Regions from separate parts of the Homo sapiens genome. Here region 2 is linked to region 1. A link is a loop called in an ENCODE intact Hi-C map of the cell type or tissue named here. Cell type or tissue: dorsolateral prefrontal cortex. All regions are shown on one strand. Links, peaks and the distances in the headings refer to the core of each region. The heading gives the core; the rest is flanking DNA. Region 1 holds the start of MRPL48 (mitochondrial ribosomal protein L48). Region 2 overlaps MRPL48 (mitochondrial ribosomal protein L48).

Region 1 (2,911 bases), core at 233-2,732:
AGGCGTGGGCCCTCACACATTCAAGGGCAGCCCCAAGGTAACCACAGGTAGACCCATGAGCTGCAACGACCATGCTGACCTATGAATCATGGAAATATAGTTGCCACAATTAATGCCTAAAACAAAATTTTAATATAAATTGCTAAAATGAGTCATTAATCTAAGCAGCATGATACAATTGAAAGAGCACAAATGAAATCTGTTAAATCTGTTAAGGGAACGGGAGAAAGCCCAGGAACACATTTATAGTGGTTCATACGGTTTTATGACAGTCACTTAAATAAGGTTTTGGAAACGAAAATGTTGTTAATTATTGCAGGGCGCGGTGGCTCATGCCTGTAATCCCGGCACTTTGGGAGGCCGAGGCGGGCAGATCACGTGGTCAGGAATTCGAGACCAGCCTGGCCAACACAGTGAAACCCCGTCTCTACTAAAAATACAAAAATTAGCCCGGCATGGTGTCCCGCGCCTGTAGTCCCAGCTACTGAGGAGGCTGAGGCAGGAGAATCGCTTGAACCCGGAAGGCGAAGGTTGTGGTGAGCCGGGATCGCACCACTGCACTCCAGCCTGGGCAACAGAGCGAAATCCGTCAAAAAAAAAAAAAAAAAAAAAAGAAAGAAAAGAACAAAAACCTAGTTTATTACTGCTGTTTCCTTATTACCAGGTAGCTTCACATCCTCATCAGTTCAGCAAGTCAAAACTGCATTCTTAGAAAAAATTCTGGAAGTTGATAACTGAATGCAAATATAAAATGACCTGCCCAAGGTCACACAGTTAATCGGGACCGTATCCTGGTGTCGTGATTCCCATCGCAGAGCTCTCCCTTTTCCAGAAACTGGGTGGAGAGAGTGGCATGTGGTGTGGGCGTGGCACGGGTCGGCTCGGCAGAGTTCGCCCCGGGTGGAAAGGAATCTGCTCAGCCCCTTCAACGCCAGGCAGCCGCATGTGCTGCTGGGAAGGACCTTGGGCGCCCCAGTGTCTCATCCCCGGATGTCCGCGCGCCGCCACCTCCCCGCTCTGCACCCTCCGCCATCTCCCCTCTCTGCACCGTCCGCCATCTCCCCGCGCCCCGCGTGCGTGGAATCTACGTTACCTTTTCCAAGGTTCCGCTCATCCTTTGCTGCTGCGCGGCCTCTAGCTGTGCAAACCGAAGACCGGACCCTGCAGCCGCGTTCCCAGGGCGTCTGAAAACACTGAAGGAACGGCCTTGACCAGGTGCAGCAGCAATATCCCACCGAGACTCACTCAACTTCCACATCATTTTAGTTCCGGAAGCTTCTGAAATTCAGAGTCTAGAAATTCTCCTGCTTTCCACCCTCACTCAGGTTGTCACATTCACTGCTGTTTCTCCAGAAAGAATTAATTACCATCTCTGTGTTACCCCAGTACTTAGCACACAATTCTAATTTTTCGCTTACAATATTATACACTAATGATTTGTTACCACCTCTTCTCTGTATTTGAAAGTTCTTAAAAGACTGAGATCCTGTCTGATTAATTCCTTTCAGCGTCTAGCACAGATCTGACTTTTTTGTTTGTTTGAGACGGAGTCTCGCTCTGTTGCGCAGGCTGGAGTGTAGTGGCACGATCTCAGCTCACTGCCACCTCCGCCTCTCGGGTTCAAGCAATTCTGTCTCCAAGTAGCTGGGATTACAGGTGCCCGCCACCACGCCCGCCTAATTTTTATATTTTTACTAGAGATGAGGTTTCTCCATGTTTGTCAGGCTGGTCTTGAACTCCCGACCTCAGGTGATCCGCCCGCCTCGGCCTCCTAAAGTGCTGGGATTACAAGCGTGAGCCACCAGGCCCAGCCAATCATCTCTTAAATTGAGTTTAGAAGTCAGATTTCCACGTCCTGTGCTAGATGCTGGAATAAATTAGTCAGGATCTCAGTCCTTGAGGAACTCAATCAAAATAATAGCAAAAAATAATTAGTATCTAGTAACAAATAATTAGTATCTAGTATGGTAAGTGAAATACCAGAATTGTGTGCAAAGTACTGAGGTAACACAGATACGACAATTAATTATGCTTGGAAATATAATGGACCAGGCATACCTCCTCCAGTACAGTGATTGATTATTGCCTAATAAATGCTATTGGGGTTTTAGAAGTGAAATTTTAAATAAGAAAAAAAAAATCAATCAAATGCTAGTATGTGCCAGGTCGGTTCTTTATGGGTGTATGGGTTCATTTAGTCTTTCCAATAACCCTATGAGGCTGAGGATCATTATACCCATTTCACAGATGAGGAACAGAGACAGGAAGAAGGTACCTAGTTAACATAATGTTATATAAGTGGTGAGCTGTTTCATTTCCGTGCCTGTGCTTCATCTATTTTATGGGACTGTGACTATAGGTTTGCAAAAGGGCAGGTTGGCAGCCAGAGAGTTTCTTTCCTTGTCTAGTCCAGGTAAATACAATCTAATAAGATACATGGCCGGGTGCGGTGGCTCATGCCTGTAATCCCAGCACTTTGGGAGGCCAAGGCAGGCGGATCACAAGGTCGGGAGTTTGAGACCAGCCTGACCAAAACTGTGAAACTCCGTCTCTACTAAAAATACAAAAATTAGCTGGGCGTAGTGGTGCATGCCTGTAATCCCAGCTACTCAGGAGCCTGAGGCAGGAGAATTGCCTGAATCCGGGAGGCAGAGCTTGCAGTGAGCCGAGACGGCGCCATTGCACTCCAGCCTGGGCGACAACGAAACTCCATCCCAAAAAAAAAAAAAAAAAAAAGATACAAATCCATCTTTGCATTAATACACTCTCTGGGGTAGGTAAGGTGAAGGGAAAGGGAAAAAGAAGGAAGAAGGAGACGGTTAGTCCTTTGTACGAAGATATAAGGATTCCCAAAACAACTAGAATTTTTTTTTTGGCCGGGCGCAGTGGCTCACGCCTGTAATCCCAGCAC
Region 2 (2,911 bases), core at 301-2,800, 69 kb before region 1:
ATCACCTGAGGTCAGGAGTTCAAGACCAGCCTGACCAACACGGTGAAACTGTCTCTACTAAAAATACAAAAATTAGCTGGGTGTGGTGGCAGCTGCCTGTAATCCCAGCTACGCAGGAGGCTGAGGCAGGAGAACCACTTGAACCTGGGAGGTGGAGGTTGCAGTGAGCCGAGATCATGCCACTGTACTCCAGCCTGGGCGACAGAGCAAGACTCTGTCTCAAAAAAAAAAAAAAAAAAAAAAAAAGTCTATGCGGCCAGGCGTGGTGGCTCCCACCTATAATGTGAGCACTTTGGGAGGCCAAGACAGGAGGATTGCTTAAGCCCAGGAGTTCAAGACTAGCCTGGGCAACCTACTGAGACCCTGTCTCTATTTAGAAAAAAAAAAAGGAAGAAAAAAGTCGGTCGGGCGCAGTGGCTCACGCCTGTAATCCCAGCACTTTGGGAGGCCAAGGCAGCTGGATCACCTGAGGTCAGGAGTTCGAGACCAGCCTGGCTAACATGGTGAAAACCTGTCTCTACTAAAAATACAAAAAATTAGCTGGGCGTGGTGGTGAGCGCCTGTAGTCCCTACTACTCGGGAGGCTGAGGCAGAAGAATCACTTGAACCTAGGAGGTGGAGGTTGCAATGAGCCAAGATCATGCTACCTCACTCCAGCTTGGGCGACAGAGCAAGGCTCAGTCTCAAAAAAAAAAAGGTCTATGCTTTCAAGGAGCTCACTGTGAGTGTTTTAAAGAGATAAGTAAGTATATAAACATTGTACTACAGTAAGACAAAGGCAATAATAGGTATGTGCCGAATACTATAGGGACAAGAAGGGGCGGAAAGGGGGGCTCAGGGAAAGCCTCACAGGAGGTAGTGATTTATCAAGATGTAGAACAGGCCTTTAAGTATGTAAAAGTACGTATGGGTTTTTTTATTTTTTTATTTTTTATTTTTTGTCTACACTATTTTGTACCTTCCAAATTTTCTGCAATAAACATTGCTTTGATGATCAGACAGTAAAATGGAAGGAAATAAATGAAGGAATTTAATTTCACGAGTCAATCTAACATGACAAAATAATGCTATTTAGGGGAAGTATTGCCAAGAAAGGGACAAAAGGAAGTCTGCTAGGGTGCTGGGGAGCTTCACTTTATACAAGTTATATCTCAATTTTTAAAAATGTAAGTAGATTTTTTAAAAACAGAAGAGCAGCCTCATAGTGAGTGATGCTGAGTGATGCTTTTACTCTTAGCAGAGCACAGGGGCTGGTTCAACTTCAGGCTTGGAAGCTGCTCCCAGATGAGTGAGATTTCCATCTCCTCAGGCAGCTGCTCAGCAAAGGATGCAGGCAAATTAAGGGACCCACATGAGAGGCCTCTTCTTTGCCTCTCCTTCTGGGTGAGTTGTAGCTGCAGCAGTGCAAACCACTTAGAGAACAAAAGCTGGCATCCTGCTGTCTAGCCCAATTCCATCTCAAGGTCATGGCAATCATCCCTACCCACCCTCCCCCAAGGAAAAATGGATTAAGATGAAATGAAAATCAGAAGAAAATAATTTCATCTCTGAAAGGCTGGGTAGTGAGATTGCCTAACAATACCACAGTCTGAAAACCTCAATCAATGCAGAGAATTGAGTTGCTAAAAACAAACAGCTCTTTATGCTCTGAGCTGTTTGGAGCAAAGAGCCAGCAAAGAGGCAAAAAGCAGCATATCATTCATCCTGCTGTTCTAGGAATCATGTCCGCCATGCCTGTTAGAATTCAATCCAAATCAACAAGTCTGTATTCAGTGCCTACTGTGTGTCAGGTACTTGGCAAGATCTTAGGGTTAGGCCACTAATGAAGACAGAAATAGTCCTTGCCTTACAAAGCTTAGAGTCTAATAGAAAAGACCAATAATAGTCAAGTAATTACAAGAGCAAGAAGTGCATGTTATGAAAGAGCAGTTAAATACCTTTTACTTCTTCTAAATATATAACATAAAGATCTAACTTAATGAGGTTTCCTGAAGAAGTAACATTCAAGATGACATGTAAGAAAACAAAAATAAATAAATAAATAAAGAGGCCAGGCACGGTGGCTCACGCCTGTAATCCCAGCACTTTGGGAGGCCGAGGCAGGTGGATCACGAGGTCAGGAGCTCAAGACCAACCTGGCCAAGATGGCGAAACCCCGTCTCCACTAAAAATACAAAAATTAGCTGGGCGTGGTGGCAGGCACCTGTAATCCCAGCTACTCGGGAGGCTGAGGCAGGAGAATTGCTTGAATCTGGGCAGCAGAGGTTGCAGTGAGCCGAGATCGCACCACTGCACTCCAGCCTGGGCAACGGAGTGAGACTCCATCTCAAAATAAAAAAGATGGCATCTAAGAAAAAAGTAGAAGCTAGTTAGATGAAGAGAGGAAGAGCATATGCAAAGGTCCTGAGGTGGAAAGGGACAAAAACAAAGCCAGTGTAACTAGAGGTAGAGGGAGGTGGGGAGGGAAGTGTGAAGAGAGGCAAGGCAGGCCCTGGAGCACCTAGGAAGCTACATGAGAAACTTTTATTGTGATCCTACGGGAGTGGGAAGCCATCAAAGCATTTCAAGCAGAAGAGTGACATAATCATATTTCCATCTAGAAAGATCACCATAAATGCTGTGTGGAGAACCGGTTAGAAGAATAGAGAATTAGGAAAAAAAGTAGGTTTAACTCCAGAACTTGCCACTTATTAGGTGTAGGAATAGGGCAAGCTTCTATAATAATAATAATAGTAATAGTAATAATAATAGCAGCCAACAGTTGCTGGACATAGTTCTATGTACATTATATATAATAGCTCCCTTAATTTTCACTGTAGCCTTTTAAGGTAGGTGCTTTTAGTAACCCCATTTTACAGTTGAGGAAACCAAGACACAAAGAGGTTGAGCAAACTGCCCCAATGTCATACAG

What was found. A loop is a pair of places that touch in the nucleus more often than their neighbours do. Peaks named below come from ENCODE experiments on the same cell type or tissue, not always from the same donor. Only the 100,000 strongest peaks of a DNase experiment are listed, where the experiment ranks them.
Region 2: it touches region 1 in a loop (3-fold over the local background); 4 of 110 quality-filtered maps call a loop at or near these places.

The regions. Positions count from the first base shown.
Region 1 is chr11:73,786,175-73,789,085 of GRCh38, reverse strand. It overlaps MRPL48 (mitochondrial ribosomal protein L48), which reads right to left and starts at 1,212. Exons shown (of 8, transcript NM_016055.6): 1 at 1,094-1,212. The coding sequence starts at 1,114. RefSeq lists enhancers at 999-1,078, 1,219-1,278. In dorsolateral prefrontal cortex, for the core only: a CTCF peak has its summit at 1,205; DNase peaks (open chromatin) are centred at 396, 1,045 and 1,642; H3K4me3 peaks cover 1,767 bases; H3K27ac peaks cover 2,112 bases.
Region 2 is chr11:73,854,923-73,857,833 of GRCh38, reverse strand. The region is part of intron 5 of MRPL48 (mitochondrial ribosomal protein L48); the gene reads right to left. Among named protein-coding and RNA genes, the nearest start is that of COA4, 20 kb to the left of the region's middle. In dorsolateral prefrontal cortex, for the core only: no CTCF peak of the experiment used is centred there; a DNase peak (open chromatin) is centred at 1,333; H3K4me3 peaks cover 1,368 bases; H3K27ac peaks cover 2,500 bases.